Regions from separate parts of the Homo sapiens genome. Here region 2 is linked to region 1. A link is an interaction called in ENCODE POLR2A ChIA-PET data of the cell type or tissue named here. Cell type or tissue: PC-3. All regions are shown on one strand. Each heading gives the region's core, and the rest is flanking DNA. Links, peaks and the distances in the headings are about the cores only.

Region 1 (8,472 bases), core at 3,466-5,965:
TTCCTGGTGTTTTATTTTCTCCTCTTTGAAGTCTCATATTCCTAATCTGGTCAGAACCTCTAATTCTAACATTAAATGGGAATGTTTAGACCTTCTAAATGTTTACTACATTGAATTTTTTTCAATGTTTACTACATTGAATTTCCTTTCCTATAAGATTTGCTTGTTGAGATATGTCTTAAAAATTCCCAGTTTTCCCAGCTTTCCTGCTTATCAGCCAGCATAGCTCATGAGAAGTGATGGTTATGTCCATAAAGAACAGTGTGCTCTTCTTGGCTAGCAGGTATCTTAGATTAAATCTCCCTGAGTCTAAAGTCTGACCACACTCAGATGGAATCATATTTAAGCTGAATGAGTGTAAATATTTTTATTTCCTTACGCTAAGTGATATAATGCATAGCAACGCCATTGCAAGTTGGGTTTCCTGGGAAGCATACAATGAGATGGAATTTAGTGGGTGAGATATTTATTAAGTAGTGCCCTTGGGATCATCACATTGCCACTCCATTTCCCTCTCTGTCTGATTTTGCTTCCTTCCCCTCCTTAGCATTCATATTTCATTAGCTTATATAATATTTAAAATTAAATAACATGCCTACCATTATAAATGGAATAAACAGATTTGAGAACAAAAACCCAATAGTTGGTTTTTTTAAAAGCATACACCTTAAAAGATGGGAACTGAGCTGTGGGGGTGGATTAGCAAGGACCCTGCCAGCTGTAGGCATTCTGAATGCCATGAACTGGGGTCACTTTGCTTTACAGAGTGAATGAAAGGGTCAGTCAAGTGGAAGACTTGTCAGGGGACTTCTACCTTACTGTCACTTCAGAGGCAGGCTGTGTCATGGTCTTCAGCCATACTTATGCTTGGGTACAATACAAGGCACTCATAACACAATCTTACCAGTTTCAAAAATTAATTTTTGTAACTGTTGAATTGAAATTCTTGAGTCAAGGAGGATTGTAGCATCTGACGGGGCCATAGACTGGAAATAAAAGGGAAGGAGCAAGACCTTTCATGGAAAAAAGCAGAATGGGGTAGCTTGGTGAATTGGCTATGCCCAAACGTTCAGGTGGAGTTGAGTAGCAAGGCGGAGACATGTAGGATCTTAGAGCTGGAAGAATCTTGATGAGGATGTAGGCGAGTGTTGTGTTTATAGGTGTGTGAGTGGAGAGGTGGGTTGTAGGGGGAGAGAATTTAATTTTTTAATTTCATTCACGTCTAAATTGTTTGAGACTTGTAGGAATGATCTGCATTAATTTTCTAATTAAAGCTAATTAAACAGTCCCCATGTTTAATTAAACTGAGTAAAAAATATGCATTGACTGTGAGCTCACCAAACCAAGAGTGTGGGATAGAATCATTGCATTGACAATGTCAGCTTAGGCATGACAGTGTCAGCTTAGGCAATTGACAAGAAAGCACAAATGGTGGCCATAACGGCATTCTGAATACATGTGATTTAATTTGTTAAGTGCATTCTCTCAAACATGCATTTAAATTAAATGATTATGAATACAATCATTTTAGTACTGAACTATTATCTTCGAGATTGGTTTTCACAAGAAGCAAAAGCCTGAGAAAACATAAAATTCCCTTAAAGGGATTTCCTGATATCAAGGAAATCTTCATATTTCATAGACAAGCAAATACTTTTCCAATTAAGAATTAGAAATAACACAGAGGTCAAATGCTCTCTCTCCTGAAACTGCAGCAATGATGCTTGTCAGCGAGATGGGGAGGGAAAAGCTGTATTGTATTTGTATTCTGAGAGAGCTGCTTTCAACAGCTCTTTCCCTTAGAGCTTTCCTACTCACTTAGTGCCCTTTGAGTCACCTTTTTTTCCAGGTGGCAAAGCTGCGAGTATTAGCATAGCCTTTCCTCTCTACTTAGTAAAGGTGTGTTTTTGATGAGTTTATTTATCCTCCTCTTCAGCAGAGAGAAGCAGTAAAGTCACCGGAGGCAAAATGTAAAGGGTGCGGAGAGCAGCAGAGGGCCTGGGATAGGGGAAATAGGGCGTGGGGTAGGTAGACATGGAGGGGAAAAATAATACTCTGTGCTTAACTACTCACCCCAGGGACAGGCATTGCATTTACTTTGCCTCATTTAATCTGCCCAAGAATCTTGTGATCTAAGTATTATCTCCATTTTACAAATGAGGAAAATGAGCCTCAGAGTGTTTAAGCAACTTGTCTAGGTGCACAGGAAGCATCATCATAATCTGCTGCAGATCAAAAATTCTAAGCCAGATGGATCTGGTCTCCAGCACATCCTCTTACTACAGTGAGATGCTCTGGGGGAGAAATGAAGCGGGGCAGCCAGATAACACGTATATATGTGGGGCTGGGCATTTGACTAGGCCTCACCTAAAGTAATTTAAAGTCTAATGTTTTAAAAACACCATGAAGATTAAACTGAACACATCTGCAGAGCTGAATTCGCACCAAGAATTAGCATGCAACTTCTGCAAATAAGGCTTAAAAGAAAAATTATACAGTAAATGCTAAGTTCACTACTTCTTATCTTAAGCTATTTAAGGAACAGGATGGGGAAAGGGGTAAATAAATACTGGGAAAATGAGAGAAGGCAGCTTTCACATTATAGAAATTATTTAGGGCAGAATATCTTGTCATATTTTGAACACACATTCAGTGATATTATACAGGCTAATGGAAAAGGGGTGACAATTTCCAAGTCACTGTCAATGGCTCTCTTATTTCTGAGACCATTTGATATAACAAAGTTTAAGTAAAAAATGGTTTTGACCTATGGAACTTGTTGTAGTGAATGTGACTTATACCAACCAGGGTTACTCAAAGTGTGGTCCCTGGACCAGCCCAAGTCCACAAACGGTTACTGGTCTGTGATAAGTACAGGGATTGAGAATAAGCACGTGGAAACTTCTATAGCAATTTGACATTACTGCATTTTGTAATTGGGTTTGCATTTTGTAAGCTTTTTAATATTTTTCTTATAATTTATTTTCATTGTATTTTATAAAATTATCGATCTGTGAAAATAATAGTTTGAGAAGCACTGGCCTATGTGACATTTGAATGAAGAGGATATTAATTAATTTTTAATCCAGTGCATACGAAGCCACATGAAGATGCATGGCTTCTGTCTCTGATTTTTAAATTCTTTATTCTTTTATTTTTATTCTTTAAAGAAAAAATGAGTACTGTTAGGAACATCAACTCTTGGCCGGGCACTGTGGCTCATGCCTGTAATCCCAGCACTTTTGGAGGCCGAGGTGGGAGGATCACCTGGTTCGAGACCAGCCTGGCCCACATGGCGAAACCTGGTCTCTACTAAAAATACAAAAATTAGCCAGGCATGGTGGCACGTGTCTGTAATCCCAGCTACTTGGGAGACTGAGGCATGAGAATCACTTAAACCCAGGAGGCAGAGGTTGTGGTGAGCTGAGATCAGGCCACTGCACTCCAGCCTGGGTGACAGAGTGAGATTCTGTCTCAAAAAAAACCAAAAAATAAAAAGAAGTCTTTTTTCTATTGACTGATTCAGTCTCCAGTGTGATAATACAAAGTACAGCCATGATGGCACACCACCAGCAAATATGGCAGGTAAATTGGTTCAGTGTATTTCAGAATAGAGAAATGACAGCTATATGCATACCCTAACAACCATAATCGTGGTAGCCTGAATTTAAAAAATATGATAACAATGGAATAGTCTAACTCTTAAACAGTTTTTTGTTAAGTGCCTTGAATGGTTCTTGTGTTTCCCTTATGTTTTTAAAAGGAATTTTATTTTTATTTTGAGTCTGCCTGGAATAAATACTTTATATTTACTTCTCTAATTTCATATATATCAATGCATGATTTCAATATCCATAAATAAAGCCCTTTGCTGTTCAATTGTAACACAGAATTAGGTGATTTCAAATGATTATTTGAATTCATAGCTAAGTGGTCCCCAATTATGTTAAAAAGTGTATACCTTAAATATACACAATAAAATTTATTTTAAAGAAATCTCAGAAGTTGTTCTAAATTATGCCTGCACCATTGACGGGCCTAGCACCAACCATTTCTCGTCTCATAAAATTCTAGAACTATTGGCTAATGTGCTGTTCTGGCAGGAAGAGGGGTGATCCAGGGCTGGGGCAGAGGAAGATGGCTCACCCAGTGGTCACTGGGTCACAGCAACCTCTTTGGTGGCTCTTCTCCAGCTAGAAAGATGCCCAGAATGGTCATGGAGCAACCACTAGTCCTACCTCTGGGCCACTTCTAAGGGACACCATGTATTACTACTTTTATTTTATTTTTTCCCTGAAGCCTTTGTTTCATGTATAAAGCTAGCACATTCTTGAGAGGTCTCTACCAAACTGGTTAAGGGCTTAGGTGGGGTCTCCTCAGCTTCCCACCTTCTTGTTGTTCTTGAAAGTAAGTGGTCTGGTTCTTCACACTTTAAGGGTCTTACTTGTCCCAGGACTCATTGCAAAGCGTTACCCAGAAGCTGTAATGTCCCCCTGTTCATCCCCTAATTACCCCTTCTGGTCTTCTGGTCTGGGGGGACCTCTTCCTCTGTAAACCTCCTATTAGCGCCTTTGATTTGTATATTTTCTAACCAAAAATAATTTTGATGTTTGATTGATACTGAATCTGTCTGGATCAATGATAATAACATTATATATATAATATATATAATATATCTATATATACTGAAAGCAGTCTACTGTTTATTTTTTGTTTCTTATAAACAATAACAGTATATTTTAATTTTATTTTGCATGGTATCTGTTTTCATAGTAATTATGTCTAACCAGCTTTCTAGTCTCTATTAACTTTTTAATGCAATCATGATATATTTATAAGATAGGAACAGATGAACAAACACTGTGGTACTTGCAGTATTTTTTAAGTGGCTGTAACTGTTAAGAATCAATGGGTATATTTAAAAAAATTCTCTGGAAGGGAATTATATGATACCTGATTATACATTGAACTCTGTTGACCCATCAGAGTAAAGGACACAATTGTACCAAAGATATGTGTTAATCATGGGTTCTATCTTTAGAAGTCAGGGCACCCTGGTAAAACAGTTTCTGACCTTCAGATTGTCATGTTTTATTTACAAGATCAGAGTGTGGCATACTTAGCTGTTATTGCTTCAGGGACTTTGGGGCCTGAACACATGAAGACATAACACAAAGGACCTTTTCTTTTAACCAGTGATCTTTGTATCCTTAGTAAGCATGCCCAGTGCTCAAAGCCATTGCAATTTCTCTGGAATCTGTAAAACAAATCAATTCCATAATTTAATTCAGTGAAGAAGAAAAATGTGTGTTTAACATGTAGTGATTCAAGTCAGATTAGAACGTTAATCTTTGGGGAAGAGCTCAGAGTTATATCTTTTCCCCTCACATTGAAAGGCCCAGGATTTTAAAATCTAAATTCCTGAGTTTCCTTGAACAATTGTTATATATAGTATAAATAATGGATTTCAAGGATTTATACAGCTAGTTAGATGACATATTCTATGAGGTAAACCGATGTGCATTATTCAGGTATTTCAGAGGTCTTAAAGTAAATCCAACAGATGATATGAAAATACAGCTTTTTTTCAGAACAGAAAATATCAAAGTTGTTACTCAAGTATTTGTCAGCAGAAGTAATTGATAACAGGATTATTTTTTATCTTGGCCTTTTCAAGGAGCTGCATTTTGTGATCACTCTTAAAAGCTTCTGCCATGAGCATTGTTACTTTAAATGGTCTGCTTGCTATGTTTAGCTACAAGATGGCTGACAAAGAACAGTGCACATGCTTGATAAACTCTTCATAAATTTATTATGAAGCAACATCCATTTGTCAGCTCTTGAGTCATTACTTTTGACATCAAGCAAAGATACAAATGGAAGGCGAACATAAAGCCCCTTCAATTATTTTAAATGACTAATATATATCATAAGGAGGGGTTGTTAATGAGGGTAAATGAAATAACATTTGCTGGCAATATGATGATTCCTTTTATAAAACCAAGAAGGGGTGGTTAAAATGTGAAGTTGATTAGAGTCTGCTAAACTACAGGTGATGAAATTATGTCAAAATAAATCTAGATTAAAAACCATTTTCACTGTGATTTTTTTCTAAATATCATTATGTATCTTTTATATACAATTTAATCAAATTCCTCATTTGCAGCTTCTGCTAAAATTACACTCAAATAATATCCACTGACTAGGCTTGTGCTAGGCATTGCTAAGGATATGATCTAATGCTCAGCAAACAGAATTTGGAATATATGGTTGTGATCATATGTTTAGTGATCTAGGGAAGGACCTGAATTCCTATTAAAATTCAACTCCCATTAAGATCAGATTTTGTGGTTTCAATAAATCACTTTACAGATTATTGAGCTAATGTGGCCACATCATATATTATCCACGTCCATTGGTCTCTGCCCTCCAGGATCTTAAATGTAATTGGGAAGACAAGATATACAGATATGAAAACTTAAATAATCGTTCGAGACAGTGATATAAGAGCTATCACAAGGCAATACATGATTGAGTACCAAATGATGCCTTCTGTCTCTGAACCAGTGACATTTATTACCGCACACAGAAGAGAATGAGCCAAGAGGTGCTGCAGGAGTTCAGAGGCAAGAGAGAGGAATGTGGCCTGATATGCACAGAAGACTTCATGAAGGAGGTAGGGCTGGAGATGGTCCTTTAGGGTGGGTGAACTTTGCAAAAGGAGAGAAAGGCTAAGTGTGTCCAGTAGCTCTGTGGTTTGACCCCAGGATCTAATTTACATTTCTTCTTGATTTTGTTCTTATCCTGTTACTATTCTGTCTATTCCTGTAGAACAGTCTGCTGACTGCTTAGCAAAATCCACATTCTCCTCTTCTTTCTGGGCTAGACTACATTCCCCAGCCTCCTTTGAAATCATGTGAGACTGTGGCTGATTTCTATCCAATGAAATGGGTGGAAATCTGTGAATTATCTATTGCTGCATAACTGATTACCCTGAAACTTGGTGGTTTAAAGCAACAAACATCTATTATCTCATAGTTTGAGGGCCAGGCATTCAGGAGCATATTAATTAGGTCAGTCTGGCTCAGAGTCTCTTATAAAGCTGCAGTTGAGGTGTGGGCTGGAACTACAGTCATCTGCAGACTTGCTAAAGGCTGAAGGCCCCACTCCTAAGATGGCCCACTCACATGGTTGTTGGTGGGTGGGAGGCCTTATGGGTCTCTCCATGGGATTGCTTGAATGTCCTCATGATATGGCAACTGGCTTCCCTTAGAGCAAGTGATTCAAGAGACTAAGACTCAGCCTTGGAAGTCACACACTGTCATTTCTGCAATATCTTATCTGTTATACAGGTCAGCCCCATTTGCTGTGGGAGGGGGACTATATGTGATCATGAATACCAGGAGGCAGGATTCACTGGGGCCATCTTGAAAGCTGGCTACCATAGGATGTGCCATCTGCTATTTCATGCTTGGGCCATAAAAACCTCTCATGTGCTCCTTCAATCTCCTTTCCTGTTCTAGCTGGCTGAAATGCAATGATTCCCAGGGAAACTTGGAACCCATGTGTTGAAGGTGGTAGCACTTCCATCAGCCTGGGTCCTGAATGCCTGCAGGAGAATATCCTTTTGATCCATGTACCTGCCGAGGACTGGTAAGTGAGCAAGAGATAAGCTTCTACTGTTTTTGAGTCATTGTACAGTTTCAGGTCTATTTGGTTCAGTAGTTAGTCCACCCCGACCAGTATAACTTTGATGCAGGGAATCTTTACAATGTCCTCCACTGAAGCAAAGTCAAGTGCTCTAGAATGTTGAGGTAATGAGTGACTATCTGTATTGCCTCCATTTCTTCTTTTTCTTATGGTTTTCTTTTTCAACAAGTATCTATTGAGTGCTGATATAGTTTGGGTATTTGTCCGCACCCAAAGCTCAATTCAACATGATTTGAGATGAAAAGTAATGGCAAAACCAGCAATTACCTTTGCACCGACCTAATAATCCCCAGTGTTGGAGGTGGGGCTTGGTGGGAGGTGTTTGGATCATGGAGGTGGGTCCCTCATGAATGGTTTGCGCTATCCCCTTAGTGATGAGTGAGCTCTCACTCTGAGTTCACATAAGAATCCGGTATTTTAAAGCTTGTGGCACCCCACCTCCCCACTCTCTATCTTGTTCCTGCTTTTGCTTTATGATGTGCCTGTTCCTGCTTCACCTTCTGCCATGAGTAAAACTCTCTGAGGCCTCCCCAGAAGCTGAGCAGGTGCTGGTGTCATGGTGCTTGTACAGCCTGCAGAACCGTGAGCCAATTAAACCTCTTTTCTTCATAAACTACCCGGTCTCAGGTATTTCTTTATAGCAATGGCCTAACACACATGCCTACCATATATCAGGCCTTGTTCTAGTTGCAAGGGGCACAGCTGTAACAAGACAAAGTCCCTGCTTTATGGAGCTCACATGTGTAGTAGATGCCTCTTGAT
Region 2 (5,818 bases), core at 1,649-4,148, 250 kb before region 1:
TGGAAGAAAACTTTCTGAACCTCACACATCTGTAAATGTTGTTATTTTGTCTTCCCATTTGTATAGTTTGGCTTAGTACCAAATTCCAGAAGAAAAATAATCTTGGCTCAGAACTTTGACACCATAGATCCATTGCCTTCTAGCATCCAGTTCTGCTGATGAGATGGGTGATGCTAGTCTAGTCACACTTTTTGGTAGGTCTGGTTTTTCCTTCTGGAAGCTTTAAAGATTTTCTCTGTCCTTGTGTTTCTGAAATTCCCCAATAGTGAGATAAATAGGGTCTTCTTTCCTTCAGAATGCCAGATGCTTGGTGAACCTTTATAATCTAAAGACCTGAATTCTTTAACTTTGTGGGGAATTCTAACATATCTTTGATAATTTCCTTCCACCCATTTTTCAGGGCTTCTCTTTTTGTGACTCTTCTACTAGTTGAATATTGTACGTCTGAAATGGAATCCTTTATGTCATTTTTTTCTCCTATTTTCTGTTTCCACTTTTTTTTCTTTTTTTCTTTTTTTTTTTTTTTGAGACAGGGTCTCACTCTGTCACCCACGCTGGAGTGCAATGGTGCGATCTCAGCTCACTGCAGCCTCAACCTCCTGGGCTCCAGTGATCCTCCCACCTCAGCCTCCCCAGTAGCTGGAACTACGGGCATGTGCCACAACACCTGGCTAATTTTTTGATTTGTTTGTAGAGACAGGGTCTCAACATGTTGCCCGCCTGCCTTGGCCTCCCAAAGTGCTGGGATTACGGGAATGAGCCATCATGTCCAGCACTGTCTCTACTTTCTAAGAGACTTTCTTGACTTTATCTTCCCACTTTCATACTAAATTTTTTATCCTGGCAAATCTTAAAGTACATTTTCAAGTGTTCCTTTTCTTAGTGTGTGTGTGTGTGTGTGTATGTGTGTTTTAAAAAGCATCTTCCTCCACTCCCTACTCTCTTCCCCCCAAAACAGATGCAATCATTTCAAACCTCTTTAGGGATACAAACAGGGATTTATAAAATATTTTTCTAAATCAGGACTCAGAGAGTACGGAAAATACTCTTGAGGGTAGAGAGAAAAGATCAATTCCTGTGGCAAGTTTGGCATTGGCTCAAGTTTCAAAAACCTGCCACTGTTTTATCCTGAACACGCTTTTCTGTTCCTTCTAAGTTTAAATTTCATAAGACTTAAATTTTTACTAATCACACCAGCAAACTATTTTCTATCTACTTTATATATATGGAAAATTACAGTAGTATAATAGGCAAAATATCCTGGGTTGAGATCTCAATGCCCAGATTGTACTTAATGTCACCAGGTCATGGGACCATGACTATTTTAGAAATGAATCTAAGGTTCAACCAGGACATAATACTAATGCTTGGGCAATCTTGGACAACAGGTAGGAAAGCAACAATGTACTTTTCTAGCTCATACTTGGAATCTAATGAGATGGATGCAGAAAGGAATATCAGATTTCCAAGGGCAGTGATAAGCCAAGAACAGACTGACATGTGCATGTGACAAACATATCTTATGTCACTAAATCACCTGTTACTGAAATAAATCTGTCACATGAAAACATAAAATTATAGTTTGACTTGACATTTTGTAAAACTGTATTTTTGCCTATAAGTACATGGTAAAGCAGCTATATTAATAGTTTTATGGAAAAATATTATGTTAATAAACTGGAACACAGATATAAATTATATACATTCTAATTATTCTGTGAGGCTCACATATTTTTACATTCTCTGGCACAACTGTTTTTTAAATGATAAATGGATATCTGTCCATTCATTACCACAAAAAACTTACTTTGTGCATTTAAAAACAGTAATAATAAATTCCATGCTATTATTTTTACAAAGACTGTTGATTTGATAAGCAAAAGTCTGACTGTGGGCAAAATTTTCAGGATGGCAGCAGATCTACATCACGTCTTCTTTCATTCTTCCTACATTTCCACCCCTTTCAGACATTTGCCACCTCCCTCAGCCTAGGTGTTCAATACCCTTAAGCTATGTACGGGAATTCACTAATTCATTCATCCATCCATTTAAACATTTATTTTTGAGTACCTGATACATGCTAGGTACTCTTCTAGGCGCTGGGATATACAATAAGTCAAATGGACCAAAAACTTTGCCGTTTTGACAACAGACCAAATAATAATAATAGGTAAATAAAGGTTAGAACATGATAAATACTATGAAGAAAAGATATTGAGTTGAGTAAAGAGATGAGAATAGCAGATATGGAAAGGGGGGGGTTGTAATTTTCAATAAAGAAGTCAGGGCAGGCTTTATTAAGAAGATGCTATTTGAGAAAGACCTGAGGGAGGTGAGAAAGTCAAGCACCTGGGGGAAAAGCATTCCTGGGAGAGGGACAAGCCAGTACAAAGGCCACAGCAGGAGCACACCTGGACACTAGAGTTTAAATCAGAGAGTATGAAAGAGAGGTAGAGAAGAATGAGGTCAAGAGAGAACTAAAATTCAGGCGGCTCTCCTGCTTTTGCTTTTTCCTGAATGCCTGGTCCCAGTGAAAATGTTTCTGATCTATGACATACTCTGTTAGGACCATTCCTTTTTGTTGGAAGGCCATTCAAATTATGGGCCAGGTATTGTACTAGGTGTTAGAGATACTAAGACAATTTACCTGGATCTCAAAGATTTATTATTAGATAAATATCTGTTGAGATATGACCCCTGATGGATAAAACAAAGTCAGTTCAGTTGAAACATATACTTTTACAATTCTGTAAAGAGTGTCATTTTGGACATCATGGAAAAATGAAGAGAAAATTTATGGGCAGGTGGATCTTTTGGTGTCCCTCAGTCACACAAAAAGCCACCCAGTTTATTTCCCAGGACCAACAAAACGTCCTTAGGTTTATACCTCAATGGTCTTTAAGGTCCACTCTTTAGTGGGGAAAAAATAATCTAATGTTTCCTTTTCAAGTTGTGAGAGAAAAATATCATTTTGATCTTAAAATGTAAAAAGGATTAAAGAAAAGAAACTGAAATTAATATTGTCTATTTGAATTATCGAAAACCTAATATTGTAACATGCTAACTAAGAAAACAAACTGAGAGATATTAACTGATTTCAAAGAATGATTCAACATTTGGCATTATGCCCTGCCTTGTATACATAATTTCCTTTTTCCTCCCCTCCCCTGAGTCAGGAAGTGTGTTCTTGAGGCATTTGTATTTTCTAAATTGTTTTGAATGCCAGAAAATATTACTGAAGCTTGAAGTAAAATATTTAAATGTTCCTTGGTAAAAGTCAATAAGTACTTTCTAACTATGGATGTGTAACCATTTTTTGTTGTACCATAAAAAAGACCTTACAAATGAAAAATGCATACTTTATTTGCCCCTTAAATGTCATTCTAAATTAAACTATCACCCTTTATATAGATACCTATAGTTCTATAACATGTAGTTTTATTTTAAAAAGATATGTTAACCTCTTTGTAGATGATCAAGATACATAAAAATTATTTTGCTGTGACACAAAATTAGGCTGGTTATTCAAGCCATGGTGTGAAACTATGTATTAATATATTCTAGATTACAATCTGACTGAATTCAATTTACTTCATTTGCTGATGGAATGATAAATAAGCTCAACATTTTTCATTTAACCAAATTCTTTAAGAGAGCTTTAAGCTCTTATAAGTCAGCTCCTTTTATCTATGTTTGAGAAAACAGCAAGCTGGTTCTCCAGATTAACATTTCTAATCACCGCCACAAAGAGCAGAGTTTTCTCCCAATCTGGAATCCCGATCAGCAAATTTAATTCTCTTTAAAGAGCTGCTGGATAGCACAATTCTCATGGCAAAATATCAAGTTGATTTTGGCAGGATTGTAGATTAAATATATTGCAAATTAACATCCACTAAGCCCATTTTAACAGAATAATTCTTTGAAAATTGTTCCTACTCTAAGTCAGATAAAATTACTTGCTTAAAGTTACTTAAATATGGAGTTGCTTAAAAACTTCCAAGTTTTTACAGGAACCAATTTCCACCAAAATGTGATTTTAAGTTATTGACTGCTTAAAATAACATACTCTCCTACCCACTAAAGTTGTTTTCATTATAGTAATCTCCTAAATATTAGCAATTTTGCAATTCTGTTTATGCCTGGTTTAATTTTGAGAGTTACAGTCATTTGTTTTACTATACAAAATTACAAACACTAGCAAGATAAAAATTACTCTAGCACTAAAAAAAACAAAAACAAAAAAACAACGTAAAAGTCAGTTGACAAAATATACAGAGTTGAAATGTATAATACACATAACTGGCTTTTAGTAAACAGAGCTATTATCCTTTAAAAGTTCTATCAAAACAGGTTTTGAATTTTGAAAAGCTGCTTTAAAGAACATATAAAACGAAATAACTAATTACTGTAATTATAGTTAGCTCCAACTAAAACATTTTATTCTATAAAAGAAGCTGAACAGAGCTTACCTGTATAGAGCGAACACGAAAAGACAAAAATTTAAACATGGCTACGAAACCATGATGGTGATAAAAGAATTTCTGACGGTAAAACTTAAGTTAGAAAGGGAAGGCCAAGCCCCTGCAAAGTTTTCTCCTACCAGCTGTTCCGGCAATTAGAAAATTTCCTGTCAGGCGGGTCCTGAAAATGCTAGAAAAAGAGGCCGGACAATTTTCCTGTGGTAAAAGAAAGAAGAAACCTGCCGGCAGGGGCACTAATGTAGCTGGATAGGTAGGGAGGCCAGAATAGGAAACCAAAACAGATTTGCTGATAGCCAAATCCTGTTGAAATATTCTTTTCTCCTAGTTCCCAGCAATCCGGACAATTTTCACAACCAGTGAAACAAACGTTATTATTTTAGAATCCTGAGAAATGCCAGAATTTCTTAACTATATGACCCTTTAAAACAACTGAAACTAGTTGCCACTACTAAAAGTTGCTAAACTGATGCACAAGTGGAATTTGACCCTTTGCAGTGTGTTTATACACACACTCAAGCCGTGGTCTCAAGATAATTTTAAGGTTATACACAGGCATGTCATGGGTGTTCCCTGTCAATGAGGAAGAGTTTCATAACTATAGGTAGAAAATGAAGACCACAGGCAAGAAACTTTTAAAATTGTGATGTAAGGACAAATGCTACCTGTCTTAAATGAAAGTAAATTACTTTTGAATTTATGTTAGTCATAAGCATTAATTATCAACCAGGTTAAAGACTTAAAGGCCCATAGTTAAAAACTCACATTCCTAGTTGATAAAATATAAGTTAAAAAAAAGAAGTCCAATCCTTGGGTTATTAGCAAAATGAAACACTTAAGAAGCCATGTTGGAAAAGAAGGAGGGGTCAAGCTACCATATAATCCCTTACTCCATTTCATTTCATCCTCTAATACGTTATAGAAGTTTTTCTAAGGTATTTTTACTTTGGAAAATGACAGGTATGCCAATATTCAGAACATAATCACTGTAATAGTGGTATTTAAAACAACCGAAGGACAACAGCTTCAAGAGTTGTGGGATAATGCTCTGCTTAATGAACATTTAATCTATGTGGAACCAACAAAAACCTCAAGTGTTAATCTGCACAGCCTGTAAGAATTTAATAAAAGCACGGAATTTTCAAAATCTAAAGACACTCTAGAAAATACCAAGAATAATCAGCTCACTTTCTGGATGAAGAAACTGTGGTCAAGGTAGGCCCATATTTGGTGATAGAGCTATCTATAATGGGAGTTCAGTTTAGTACCCATTTATTGAGCAAACATTAGAGAGACCATTTTGTGCTACAGATTCTACATGAAAAGCCAGGGCTCTTCCT

The links. Peaks named below come from ENCODE experiments on the same cell type or tissue, not always from the same donor. Only the 100,000 strongest peaks of a DNase experiment are listed, where the experiment ranks them.
Region 2: POLR2A ChIA-PET joins it to region 1 with 5 read pairs; 2 of 35 experiments call an interaction of 5 or more read pairs at or near these places.

The regions. Positions count from the first base shown.
Region 1 is chrX:20,466,579-20,475,050 of GRCh38, forward strand. No RefSeq gene overlaps it. Among named protein-coding and RNA genes, the nearest start is that of RPS6KA3, 200 kb to the left of the region's middle. In PC-3, for the core only: no CTCF peak of the experiment used is centred there; no DNase peak of the experiment used is centred there; H3K27ac peaks cover 606 bases.
Region 2 is chrX:20,214,331-20,220,148 of GRCh38, forward strand. All of the region lies in intron 2 of RPS6KA3 (ribosomal protein S6 kinase A3), which reads right to left. Among named protein-coding and RNA genes, the nearest start is that of RPS6KA3, 50 kb to the right of the region's middle. In PC-3, for the core only: no CTCF peak of the experiment used is centred there; a DNase peak (open chromatin) is centred at 3,141; H3K4me3 peaks cover 366 bases; H3K27ac peaks cover 696 bases.